Linked DNA regions of Homo sapiens: region 2 is linked to region 1. Evidence: chromatin contacts called from ENCODE Hi-C or POLR2A ChIA-PET data. All regions are on one chromosome and are shown on one strand. Each heading gives the region's core, a stretch centred on a gene start or an enhancer-like site at or near the end of the contact. The rest is flanking DNA. Distances are from core to core; before and after follow the strand shown. Region 1 overlaps LOC105369484 (a long non-coding RNA gene). Region 2 overlaps ZC3H12C (zinc finger CCCH-type containing 12C).

Region 1 (7,098 bases), core at 4,381-6,880:
TGCTCCTGGTACCAAAACCTGGATTAATCAGGGTCTTCTAGAGGGACAGAACTAATAGGATAAATGTATACATGAAGGGGAGTTTATTAAGGAGTATTGACTCACACAATCACAAGGTGAAGTCCAACAATAGGCCAACTGCAAGCTGAGGAGCAAGGAAGCCAGTCTGAGTCCCAAAACCTCAAAAGTAGGAAAGCTGACAGTGCAGCCTTCAGTATGTGGCCAATGGCTTGAGAGCCCCTGATAAACCACTGGTGCAAACCTGAGAGTCTAAAAGCTGAATAACTTTGAGTCTGATAGTTGAGGGCAGGAAGTCTCCAGCATGGAAGAAAGATGAAGACCAGAAGACTCAGTGAATCTCGTCTTTCCAACTTCTTCTGCCTGCTTTATTCTAGCCATGTTGGCAGCTGATTAGATGGTGACCACCCAGATTGAGAGTGGGTCTGCCTCTCCCAGTCCACTGACTCAAATGTTAATCTCCTTTGGCAACAACCTCACAGACACACCCAGGAACAATACTTTGCATCCTTGAATCCAATCAAGTTGATACTCAATATTAACCATTACAGAACCCATCTCTTATCATAACTTTTCAAATGCAATTCAACAACCCGCTTACCCTATCAGCATTGCGAATTGAAACTTGCTTGGTCATCATCCCAACTTTATCAGGTCCATTGTCTGTCTTTTGGTTTATTGAAAGTAACAGTTAAAACAAATGCTTTACTTTCACTACTATATAACATGGACCACCATTTTTTCCAGGCTTTTAGAACAATATTCTTCTTGTCTAATTTCCAGTCCTAAAGCTGATGGCACATATTTTGGGATTTGTTATGGCAGGACCCCACTTCCAACATATTCAGCTATTGCCACCATAATGCTCTATAACAAACAACCACAAAATCTCAGAGGCAGGCAGCAGTAAGCATTAGTTTCTGGCTTATGTGGACTGGCCGGGGTTTGCCTCCGCTGCTGGCTGGGAGTCAGCTGGGCTTAGCTCCTGACCTTGAGTTGGGTCCAGGCCTGCTCCCTGTGTGGTTGTTCTGCAACCCTGGCTGCATGAGCTTTTCTCATTGCAGACAATCACATTGCAAGAGAACAAGCCCAACCACATCAGCACATTCCAAGCCCTTGTTTGCATCATGCTGTGGTAATCATGTCTTTATACTCTGTTTTTGTTGATGCTTTGACATCTTGGGGCCTTGCTGACCCTGGAGTGACTACTTCTCCCAGGGTTAGCTAATTCCTAGAGATAGCAAACTACTGGCCTAAGAGTGCACCTTTCATACACAAACCAACTACTCCAGAGCTCATACCCCCCAACACCTCCATTAATGAACTCTTACATTCTGGGCCGATACTCCAGGACCAAATACCAGACAACTGTACCATAGAGTCCACTGAAATTATTCAAAGTGGCCAATCCTAAACCTGCTTACCCTGCCTTGCCCATTATTTTTCCCGCAGAAATGACAATAAAATCTTCTCCCTGCTTCCTCTGCCCTTGACTGACCCTGGTGCTTCCCCATGTGGCCCTGCATTATGGTGTGGCATGCCCTTTTGTCTTGGGGTCTGTTGAGTGTAACAAACTATGTTTACAGTGGTAGCTGTCTCCTGATCTGTTGGCTTTGCCATATCTTAAATAATAAAACCTACATTAAAAAATATTTGTCCACTAATAACCCTTTGGCCAATGTAAATCACTTGATTAATCCCAAAGTCAAGGTGTTGGGAATAACTCTCTGCTCACCAGCCTGGCGAAAGTAAAGACATATTTCTATTAGAAGGGAGAAAAATTGGGATGCTCTTCCCCAGAGTGGCAAGAGTGTGGATATATAATTCTATTAGAGAGGAGTGAAGAATTGAGACCAATAATTCAATCTGTCACCACTTTATATGTATATATGTGCATACATGATGTTTGATTAAAAAATTGAGATATGCAATATGATGTCAAATATGTAAAACAGAATCTCTGTAGAGAAAGAAGTCTTGAAGGAAAGACATTGGAATGTTAATAAGGCATATCTTTGGGTGCTGAGACTGTGGATGATTAAAATTACTCTTTCTTCTATTTTATGAATTGTCTTTCATGAGACTATATTTATTTTATAATTTACAAATATACTGTATTAACTAGAAGCTGAGTCTTCTAAGTATTAAACTAAAATTCCTTGAATATTTTCTGTTTGGGATCAGTAATGGTCCTAAAAGCAGAGCAAGGAGGATTTGCCTAATTCCACCTGGGAGATCAGAAAAGTCTTTTTTTTTTTTTTTTTTTGAGACAGAGTCTCGCTCTGTCACCCAGGCTGGAGTGCAGTGGCACTATCTCGGCTCACTGCAAGCTCCACCTCCTGGGTTCATGCCATTCTCCTGCCTCAGCCTCCCGTGTAGCTGGGACTACAGGGAGAACAGAAAGGTTTCTATGGCAGGGAATAGAGGGTATGACAGGGGTTGTCCTCTTTTGTTCTTTGCTATTTAAAGTTTGGTCCACAGATCACCAGCATTGGTGTCACCTGGGAGCGTGTTAGAAATGCACACTCTCAGTTCTCATGCCAGAGCTACGGAATCAGAATCTGCATTTTAAGAGGATTCTCCAGGTGGTTTGCATGCACATTAAAATTTGAGATGCACTGAATCTATTCCATACCGTTTATTTTAGCATCATTTAAAGTAAATGCATTTTTGCTTCATGATTCAAAATGGCTGGTAGAAATTGTTGTTATAAAATGCAAAGATAGTGAAATAGGCTAACAGATGGGCTGGCTTAATGACCAAATACTAACAATTCTCATACAAAAAAAATGAATTATTCAGTCTATAATATTTATTGATTGACAGTCTGATGTGGGCCCCTGTTACAGGTTGAATAGCATTTCTCTAAAAATTGTAACACAGAACTATAATTCTGGGAGGTATTAGTAAGACATTAATGGGCCCCACTGTATTAGTTTCTTATGGCTGCTGTCATAAATTACAACAAACTTGGTGGCTTAATACAACACGAATTTATTATCTTACAGTTCTGGAGGTAAAAATCTGAAAGAGGTCTCACTGGGTTAAAATAAAAGTATCAGCAGTGCTGCATTCCTTCTGGAGGCTGGAGCTTCCCATACTCCTCTGCCTCCTGACATCTTCAGAGCCAGCAATGACTGGTCAAGTGTTTCTCATGCTAAATCACTCTGACACTGTCTTCTGCCTTCCGGTTCTAGTTTTAAGGACCTTTGTGATTATATTGGATTCACACAGATAATCCAGGATAACCTCACTATTTTAAGATTGGCTGATTAACAACCTTTATTCCATTTGCTACTGTAATTCCCCTTTGCCTTGTAAAGTTCCATCCCCTTTGCCTTGTAAATTTCCAGGGATTAGGAAATGGACATCTCTGGGAGGCCATTATTCTGCCTACCACATCCATGAAACGCAGATTCTGTGGTCACATAAATCTGCAAGTAATATTTCTTTCTTGGAGCTTTGCAATGTACATCGGTATAGTCAAGGCTCCGAGAATTTTTGGAGTAAAGAAACCCCTTTAAGTTTGCTCAACCTAGGAACTCTTTGCTTGCACATTTCATGAAGCTGAACCAGAGAAATATGGGGAAATTCAGAGAAAATTAAAGAACTGTTTTCTGCCCTAAAGGAATTGAAGACAGCTTTTTATTTTCTCAATCATCGATTGCAAATTAATACTGAATTCATTAGCGCTGAGGGAATGCAGGGCAGAAGAGGGAGTGGGAACATCTGTAGAAATCAGAAGCCCTAATTACCAGGCTTCTGTTCCATACAAGGCAATGATGAGAACAGCGGTAGTTGTGGGAGTCTATGCTGATTTCCCTTTCACCATCGACATATTGTGGCATTATGAATAATTTAAAAAATCTGCCTGGGTCATTTTCTTAATCTCCGTGACTCCGTATCTCATATGTAAAGTTGGGTTAACATTCTCTCTTTCATCCAGTATGATTATGGGCTTTTAATTAATGTTAAAATGCTCTTTTTTTGCATTCACATGCAAAAGGAGTTATTAAATTTTGGTGCCAAATATTATGATGGTAATGAGAACTCGCTCACCAATATCTCATTACATGTGCAACTTTTTCCCTTAATTTACTGCATAAATCACCCATGGCTACACACAGTATTATCCCTATAGCCAGAACAGCTTCTTTCATCTTTTAGATATCTCATGTTGAAACCAAGAAATACAAGCTAGAAAAAGCTGAGTCTTATTTTAAAAGTTCCCAGAAGGCATTTGTTTTATGTGGTGAGCATAATGATTGCTTACAATAAAAAAGCCTTGAAAGGTCTCACTTGTTCTAAGATTATTCATGCAGCAATTATGCTATTGATGTCAATTTGTTTTTATGATAATATAAACTATTCTGAACCCACTCAACAGTGCATAGTATAATGCTTGCAATCTTCCCCATGACCTCTCTTGCTAAGATACCTATTCACTTCCTTGATTAGAGAAAACCAAGGAATATAGGCATTTTAAAAACAGATAAAAGTTTTGATCATTTGAAATCTAAAAATGAATCAGAACTTGTAATTTTAAAGTGAATAATCACAAAAGAGAGAAATAGCTGGGTACTCTGACTTATATTCTAGATGACGTTATGTATCACAGTACAAATATTGTCCAAGTGAGCTCCCCTAAATTGTGTGTGTGACATAAAGGGAGGGGAACTTGTATTTATTTTGTAGCTTGCCAAGAGCAAAAGGCTGTCTCAACTTAAATTTTGGACATCTTAAGTTTGTTCATCTTAAATTTGGCTTTGGATTGCTATAGGTTTTCGGGTAACTATTCATATTTCAAATGATGTTATTATTTTGCTTCCGAAGGTTCTTACGTGTTTCTGTAGAATAGGTAACATATTAACGTATTTCACTTTAAAAACAGTAATTGTGGTTACTTTGCCTGCGTGAGTCTATATGTAAACGTGTTTGAAATAGTTATTGAAAGAAGATGTGCTCCCTGATCTTAATGAGGTTAAATCTCACTCTTGTTTCACTGTTTCAAATTTTATTATGATCTTAAATTAAGGTTATATTCACATGGACAGAGCAAAAATTCACCACTGGCATATCTATTTGATGCTGTCAGCCATGTTCACAGCCAGTCTGCAAAATTCATTAGTTATTATGTAAAAGGTGCTTTTAATCCTCAGTAGCAGGATTCTTTCCTTATTTACTTTCCTTTTGCCTTGTAGATATAATTTGAGCAAATAATTTGAAGATGGGTAAATAGAAGTTTGACTGAAGCTGATGAAAGTAAGCACATTGATTAATATTCTTATCATTTTTATAAACTGCATTACAGAAATACATAATTTCTGTAAAATAAAATGTAAAAACAGGCATGGAAGTCAGGGCAAAGGCATATGACTAGAGAAAAGTAAAATGAAACCAAATGTGAGGTGACACCTGGAAGGCAGCCTGTTCCTTTAACACACACAAGCACTCATTCAGGCTAAACAGTGTACACACTCATTTCCAGGTGGGCCACACTATTTAGTTCTATATTTTTAGTAGCCCATGAAATGAGGGGAAAGTGGGTTGGGGGAAATGGGCTAAATGTATAGAGTTGAAATTAAGTATGCTTGTGTAATGGCTCTATTGTTCTCTAAAGTGAGCTGTTCAAAGAACAAAATTTTAAAATTCACTTACCTCTGTAAGTTTCAGAAAGGAGGGAAGTGGTGTAGCTGATCATCTGAAAATATCAGATGATATAGCATAGTCCTATTTTTAGCTCTGAAATGCAACCATGGGACTTTAAAACAACATCCAGTATCTTTTGTTAGAGATGCCACAACCAGTCACGACTGGCTGGCACTGCAGAAAACAGAAAGTTATGGCAAAGGGAATTACTGTTGAGAGCAAAGAACTGGGGGAAAGGCGTCATGCAGTCATTGATGGCTGGTGGGTTCGCTCCAGTGGTACAAGAGTTTTGTGTGTGCTTAAAAATCAGAAGCAGCCACATGTATTCAACCTGTGTTTTTCATCATCAATGACTATGGGTGAAAGTGCTCTTGATTTTGAATGCTCACATGTCTGGGTGCCTTTGGAAATGTGCAATCTTGTCTTGGCCCTTTTAGTGACTGGCTTTGTAGTCCTGAGATAATTGCTTCCTATTTCATCGTCTATTTCCTCTCAATACAACGTGAATTAGATGGCCTTCGAAGACCCTTCCAGGACCAAAACTTTAAGCAGGTCCCACAAACCTCACACATATAAACACGATTCTTTTTTTAAACACCTCTACAGTTGAATTCAAGTAGCCCCTATTTCAATAACAGTGAGAGAGAAAAAAAAATAAATCAAATCAAGTAAACAAACAATAAACAAATTAACCTTGTCACTTTGATTTTCTTCTGGTTTAGAATTTAGTCTTTCGGTGTAATTACCAAGAATTTAAATTTTGTTGATTCAAAATTCAGGTTGTCAGGGGTGTCCTTTTCTCTCAAGGGCTCCTGTAACTCCTTGCCCCTGCTCTCCTGGATGTTTCCCTCCTCCTTTTTGTCCTGCTTTACTGCTGATGAAACTGGAGCGTTCCCTGACCCCCCCTAGCAGGACATGCAACAGGGGTGTAGCTTGTCTGTTTGGCACTGTGCATACTCAAACTCCTTACAGGAGGGGGAGCATGCAGATGGGCAGGTGCAGGAGCCGGACCGAGCACCCCTGGGCCCAGGCCCCATGGCAGTGTCTGTGGGTGGGATCCTGCAACCCCCAAAGCCCAAGTGGGCCTGTGTTACAGTGTGCTCTTTTAGCCTTGCTGTCCACGGATGGCTTAAGTGTTAACCAGCTCAGTGCCCTCTTCGTACCTAGGTCTTTGTCTGGTGTCCAGGAAGAATTGGGTCATATATAAACCTGAAGGATGTGTGCAGGGGTTTTGTTGAGTGGTGGAGGTGGCTCTCAGTGGGGTGGATGGGGAGCTGGAAGGGGGATGAAGTAAGAAGATGATCTTCCCCTGGAGTTTGGGCAGCCGGTGTCCGTTCTCCTCTCCGACCATTCGCAGCTGATCTTCTCTTGGCATTCAGATACTCCTTTTTTTTTTCTTTCTGCCATGCTGTTCTTCCGTTCTGCTCTTCT
Region 2 (6,652 bases), core at 1,369-3,868, 190 kb before region 1:
ACAGGATACTGTACTATGCAATTCTGATCATAAAGGTTGTTTCATTATCCTCCCTCTCCACAAAGACTCACAGGGAAAAAACAAGAATGAAGATGAAAAACGGCATGTCGTTAATGGTAAATATCTCCATCTTGTTGAAAAAAATATAATCCTCCATGTGTTTAGGAATCTGTGGTCAAGTTTTCTGTTATTTGCAGCCGAAAACATCCCTAATTGCTATGCTAGGCACAGCTCTATGAATACCCAGAAAAAGAATATATTTTATGGCAAAAACCATTATTAGGAGCAGAAAAGTTATTATGTAACAGTTAATAGGAAGCTATAGTCATTCTAAACTCATCTCCAAATTAGTAACACAAAAGATCACAGTATTACTAGAAGAAATGAAAAAAATCCACAACCATACTAATTGACAGAAGAAGAAAACATTTAATAAGGATATAGATAACTGGAATAATCAATTACAAGCTTGATCTAATGGACATATACAAATTTTGCACAAAACTAAAGAGAAAAAATTATTTCAAAAAATATGAAAACTTTATAAATAAATTGGCTATGTACTAGGTCATAGAACAGATTTCAACAGATATCAGGAATCTGTACCATACATACAATACACTCTTTCACCACAATATGTTATTACATTGCAGATATAATGTCCTTGTTAAAAAATTAGTGTTGCTATAGCAGCAAAACCAATTTACAATTTTAATTTAAAAGATCCAATTTGTAATGTAATAAAAGCCATACAGATCTTTAAAAAAAGGCATGCAAGAGCTTTATAGATAAAATGAAATTGAAAACCTATATTAAAGGGCATAAGGTAAGACTTAAATAAAAAAACAATATACTATTTTTATGGACAGTAAGACTCGATTAATAAAGATGGCAAATGATTTCAAATTCATCTGTATGTTGCAATTCCAATCAAATTCTCCAAAGGTTTTTTTCACAGAACTTGAGAAACTAATCTTAAAATTAACATGGAAAAACCAAAGGCCAGCAATAAGGTGACATTACAAATCAATGAGGAAAAGATGAACTATTTAGCAAATGGTACTAGGGCAACTGGTTATTCCTGTGGAAAAAATAAAACTGCATTTTAATCTCACATCATATACAAAAATAAATTGTTGATAGATCAAATATTTAAATATGAAAAGAAAAATTATAAAAGTTTTAGAATAAATTACCAGAGAATTCACATCAGGATAAGAAAACACTTCTTAAACAAGACATAGAACTACATGCTATTAAGAAAAATAGACATATTGGAGCACATGAAAGTTCTTTATACAAAAGACTCCATAATAAAAAAACAGGTCATAGCTTTGGAGAGGAGATTTGCAACATATAATACCAATCAGAAGGTTAGTACTCAGAACATAAAGTACTCTCGTATATTAAAAGAGGTAGCCAGTTGTTTTTTAAGGCAAAAGATATGAACAATCAATTCACAGAAGAGGAAACTCAAATGACCAATGAACATAGGAAAAGATGTTCAATAGTAAAGAAATGCAAATTAAAGCCAAAATGAGACACTACTTCACACCCATCAGATTGATAAAAATAAAGTCTGCAAACACCAGATGTTGCCAAGAATGTGTGAAAGTAGGAACTCATACATCACAGGTGGGAGTGTAAATTGGTATAACTATTTGGGAGAGCAATTTGGCAATACTTCCATAAAGCGGAAGGCGTACTTTCTCTAAAATACAGTAGCTCTGCATCCAGGTACAGTAAAACCCCACAGGAACTCGAAATTAGATTCAATACAATTGGCAACTGCCTTTCATCCTCCTCCCAGCCTTAGATGGCACTTGGGGGCAAGCTACTGTTCTTATCTTTTAAACGGCGAGGGAAAGGCAGGTTAGTGGGGATGAGCAGGGTGGGTCCCCGAGTTACCAGGACTTTCCCAGCCAATATTCCCCTGATGAGGCCCCAAAATGAATGCTAACTGAGAAATCTCTAGAATCGCTGCTGTTGTCTTGGAAGTCTGTGTCAGGCATCAAGATCCAGAATCATTCATAGTATAATAACTTAAGCCTGAGCAGACAGTTACCTGGTGGCTCAAATCTGCAGATGGGACTTGTCACACTAGGAGAGGTTTTGGGAGACTGAACTTAATCTAACCTTACTGACGCATGATGAAGGATGTGACTCATCATACGTGCTAGATACAATATAAGGGACAACTAGAGGAGGTACTGATAAAGAATTACAAAATCAGAGTGAGCCAGATAAAGAATGATGAAAAACAGGATGTCAGAGTAAGTGCCATGTAGCTACTGATGCAAATGAACTATCTGTTGACTATTTACTAAAAAAAGGACCATAGCTTTAATTGCTTATAAATAGAGAACATTCACCATAGCTCTATAGCCACTTATGGGCTATCTGCATGGATGCAGGGGTTTTCTGCTCAGTAACAAAATTAGTTAATTCTATTTTTATGAATTAGCATGTTCCTTTGGGCCTTGATTACTTTTTTATCCCAACAATTTGGCAATAAGGAAGATTGGTATATCTCAAGTGAGTCCTTTTGGTGGGTGAATTTGTTGGAGGATTTGTGGTCACCCGTGATTAGGTCAGAACTCTGAATGTTTGCCAAAAAGTCTCCCTCTGACTACTTTGGCTGAGTGGGATTTGGTTCCCAGGGAAAATTCCAAAGCCTCTCTGTAAATTCCAAGTTACAACTGAGCAAAATGGGTAACTCATTGAAGGTCCCATCTGATTCATCACTGGCTTTAGCAGTAGAAAAATACGAGATGCCTAGAATATTGTCAGTAGGTCTCTCTTTTAAAAATAAAAGGCTTCTTTTATTCTCTCACATTTGGCATAAGCATACTTATAAAAATCCTGCTTTGCAACGGTCAAAAGAAGGCTCATTTGAAGTAGACAAATTGATGTATTTACAGGAATTCTCAGAAAAACCCCACTCAAAGGGATTATTGGTATCTCTGGATCTCAGGAAATAAAAGAAGGAATGAAGTGGGCAGCCACAAAGAATGAATTAAGAAACTGGAGGAAGAGATAAAGTAACTGAAAGCTCCTTTCTCTTCTTCCAGGTTCTTGACCTCTTTCTGCTGTTGCTCCTTCTGCTTTTTCTGCTTCTTGTTGCCCTTCTTTGCCTCTATCTAGGTCCTAGAAGAGTGGGGCAATGACCTTCTGGATGGATGGATGATTCCCAATGGCTACAGGTTCTGGAGATAACTTCCCTTTGGAAGGGGGAAAATTGCTAGCCTTATTAGAATATTCTAATGTGGATTCCATTCTCCAAAACTTCCCTAAACAGAACATGCAAAACACAGCTACGGAGGCAGAAATGATGAAGAAGAAGGAACAAGGAGTCTGAGAACCTGGATAACAGACTGTCCTAGAATTAAGGTATTAGGTTGGCAAATGGTTGCGTTGGTAACTTAGATGAAAGGGGAGGCAAAAGGAGTAAGGATACCAAACAGCAAAATGAGACTGACACTACAGTGTCATACAAACCAACTTATTGTTTCTTTTCTTTTCTTTTTTTTTTTTAATTTTACTTTAAATTCTGGGATACATGGGCTGAAATGTGCAGGTTTGTTACATAGGTATACATGTGCCATGGTGGTGTGCTGCACCTATCAACCCATCACCTCAGTTTTAAGCCCCGCGAGCATTAGGTATTTGTCCTAATGCTCTCCCTCCCCTTCCCTCCGACCCCCTGACAGGCCCCGGTGTGTGATATTCCCCTCCCTGTAGTCATGTGTTCTCATTGAGTCAACTTATTTTTTCATCTCAATGGAAGAAAATCAGCCCTACCCTTTAGTAGCTCCGGTGACTCAAATGCCTTTTTAAAGTGATCCAGGACTGCCAGGTACATCAGACATGGTAGGAGTGCATATGACCTTTTCCCCAGCTGATGGTACCCATCTTAAAGAGTTATTTCCCAGTGCTCTGAAAAGATCTGGAAACATTTGCCGAGGTGCTCTGTGGCACACTGGCTGCTGCATGGAGTTGCTCTGGCCGACTGTGTTTGACTAATGGAACAGGCACGGTGGAGGCAAATGATAACCCCTCTTGTAAGGGAGTGCCCTGGCCTCAGGAAGCTGACTGCCTCCTCAAACAAGAGGAGACTACCTCCTCTCATGCCTTAGAAACCCACCGCGAGGTGACCTGGGAGAAGCTGCAATGCTGCTGTTGGGTGAGTCTCCATTGATTTTCATCAGTGGCTGACTGAGGCATTTTCTAAATTAACAAGGATGGATTTAAAGGTAGATCAGAATAGACCCTTATTCTTCTCTACTTTTATGGCAGCCTTGCTACTGGGAATTCAGGCGTAGGTAAAAGAAAAGGTATGTGGATGGTAAGGATAGACAAGTTTCTCAGGTATTGGCAATAGCAATCCAGTTTTGGAAAAAAAAATGTAGAAAGATAAAGACAAAGAAACTTAAGACTGCAGTGTTACCTTCCCAGTTGGAATTGTTCACAAGGGGAGCAAACCCCTTTCTGGGACTACCAACAAATAAGAGAAGATCCTCTAATGAAAAGTCAATAGGTCACTACTATAGGAAGCTAGGACATTGGAAAAAGGGATGCTGGAAGAGACTGAGGAAGATGCAAGAGATGCAACCCAACTATGAAGCTTTACTACCCCCTCCAGAGATTTCTCCCCTCGGGAAATCAGACAGGAAATAACGCTGCAACTAGGAGCAAAAGTGACATAATGGGAGAGCCTCAGTGCTGGAAATGGGACAACCTGATCTGTTTGCTTGTTTTTCCTGCCTTAATCTTTTCCTGCTCTGTCTTGTGGAGACTAGAGCCATGAATTCTGCAGTTTCTGTTCATCTTTCTTGTTTTAGCCTGACCCGTTAAAACAAGTTACGGGGCCGGGCGCGACGGCTCATGCCTGTAATTCTAGCACCTTGGGAGGCTGAGGCGGGCGGATCATGAGGTCAGGAGATCAAGACCACCCTGGCTAACACGGTGAAGCCCTGTCTCTACTAAAAATACAAAAACAATTAGCCGGGCGTGGTGGCGGGCACCTGTGGTCCCAGCTACTCAGGAGGCTGAGGCAGGAGAATGGCATGAACCCGGGAGGCGGAGCTTGCAGTGAGCCGAGATCGCGCCACAGCACTCCAGCCTGGGCGACAGAGCAAGACTCCGTCTCAAAAACAAAACAAAACTAAACTAAACCAACAAGTTATGGGTTTCTCTCAACCGTCTTCTACCTTTTCTTTTTCGTCTGAGATTCCCGAGCCAATAGGTCCTGTGTTCGAAGAACATGCCTCTCTCTTGTTTCTTACTGCTGTTAATTTGTTGTGAAGGGACCTGCTGTGTAACCTAAGAGCCATCATATTCTGTACGCTGGGTATTTGGAAGATTCTAGGAGACAGGGCACTTGAGCTGGTGAGTATGTGCTTGTTTATATCAAGAGAAAGTATGTGCTGGGGATCTTCCATGCTATGGGCCACATTTTGAAGAAGAGAGGCATCCTAACATCAGTGGCAGCTAAAATACCACATAGGATATGAGATGCTGATTTACTAGAGTCACTGCAACTCCCCCCCGCCCCCAATTTCTGTAATTTGTTGTAGAGCTCATATTGGATAATAAGATGAAATTAATCTGTAGACCAAGCTCTGAAAAGGACTACTACGCTTTGGATTGGGTTAATTGAAACCTCATTACCTCTATCCAAAAATGCCTACTCAGTTTCAGGTAAAAGGAACGCCTTATGAACTAGACAACTGGAAATTAGGAGAGCTAAATGAACTTAAATTATCTTAACAAACATATTCTTCATAAGGCTTTCACTATTATAATTTTTCATTTTTCTGTAAATTCACTTTGTCTCATAGCTCTAATAAGATTATCTTTACTCAAGACTAATATACTGGAAAAGCACATAAATTCTACTTTTCTGCCCTCAAGAGAAGGGCCTAAGAAGTCAAAATAATTTCTTGTATCCTATTACACCATATGAATTGCCACCGGAGAATTATGCTTGTTTATTAATGGCACTATATTAGCCACCTACAATGGTTAATAGATAATAGAGGTGGGTTTTGTAATGCAGAGAAAAATTCAAGGGACCACATATTGTAATGCAATGTGCCTCAGTCTGGGGCCTAGAAGGGAAGATGATGGGACAACCACTTTTAGATCTGCCATATCTAAAAAACCATAATGTTACATATTAATGTTTTCTTTAGGTATATATACAGATACCATTAACTAGGTTAACCACAGAACAGGAAGGGTTATTTTAGAATTATAACTGTTACCTTCCAATGATAGACACGGGGAGTAATTGAAAAACATGGAAAAACCTAAAAAGAGAATGAAGGCATCTATAAAAAGAGACTGCCTCTTTTTAATACTTTATATGGCAGTGAAGAAAAGAACAAAGGAACCTCTTTTCAGTTATCTTTTTATTTCCTCAAATTTGATTTTACTACAATTTGCATATTATATAATGCTTGTTAAAAACCTTGGAAATTACAGGTGATCTTTATTTCTAAAACTTATATAATACGTATATTATTTACATGATCAAAGAAGACCTATTCTTAAAAAGTCTTTTTCACAAATCATCTAAAATCTAATGATACAAAGTACCTAGAATGGCACATTTCAGTACTCCAAATAGAGATGGCTCTTGAAGATACCG

Evidence for each region. Hi-C counts contacts between places; a loop is a spot of excess contacts on that map. ChIA-PET counts read pairs that join two places held with the same protein, here RNA polymerase II (POLR2A). Pooled maps may share reads with other maps.
Region 2: a loop to region 1 is called in a map with no recorded cell type, with 2.5 times the contacts of the local background. The contact joins two enhancer-like sites. A Hi-C loop is called at or near these places in 4 of 168 maps with a recorded cell type or tissue (GM18951, aorta, endothelial cell of umbilical vein and 1 more), 15 of 37 single-sample maps with no recorded cell type and 16 of 50 pooled maps. POLR2A ChIA-PET finds 5 or more read pairs at or near these places in 1 of 52 experiments (MCF 10A).

Annotation. Positions count from the first base shown.
Region 1 is chr11:109,955,008-109,962,105 of GRCh38, reverse strand. All of the region lies in intron 1 of LOC105369484 (a long non-coding RNA gene), which reads right to left. Among named protein-coding and RNA genes, the nearest start is that of LINC02715, 130 kb to the right of the region's middle. Within about 2 kb of position 5,630, at least 3 of the 41 ENCODE cell types and tissues checked have a DNase peak (open chromatin) inside an H3K27ac peak, as active enhancers do.
Region 2 is chr11:110,144,502-110,151,153 of GRCh38, reverse strand. All of the region lies in intron 2 of ZC3H12C (zinc finger CCCH-type containing 12C), which reads right to left. Among named protein-coding and RNA genes, the nearest start is that of ZC3H12C, 54 kb to the right of the region's middle. Within about 2 kb of position 2,618, at least 6 of the 41 ENCODE cell types and tissues checked have a DNase peak (open chromatin) inside an H3K27ac peak, as active enhancers do.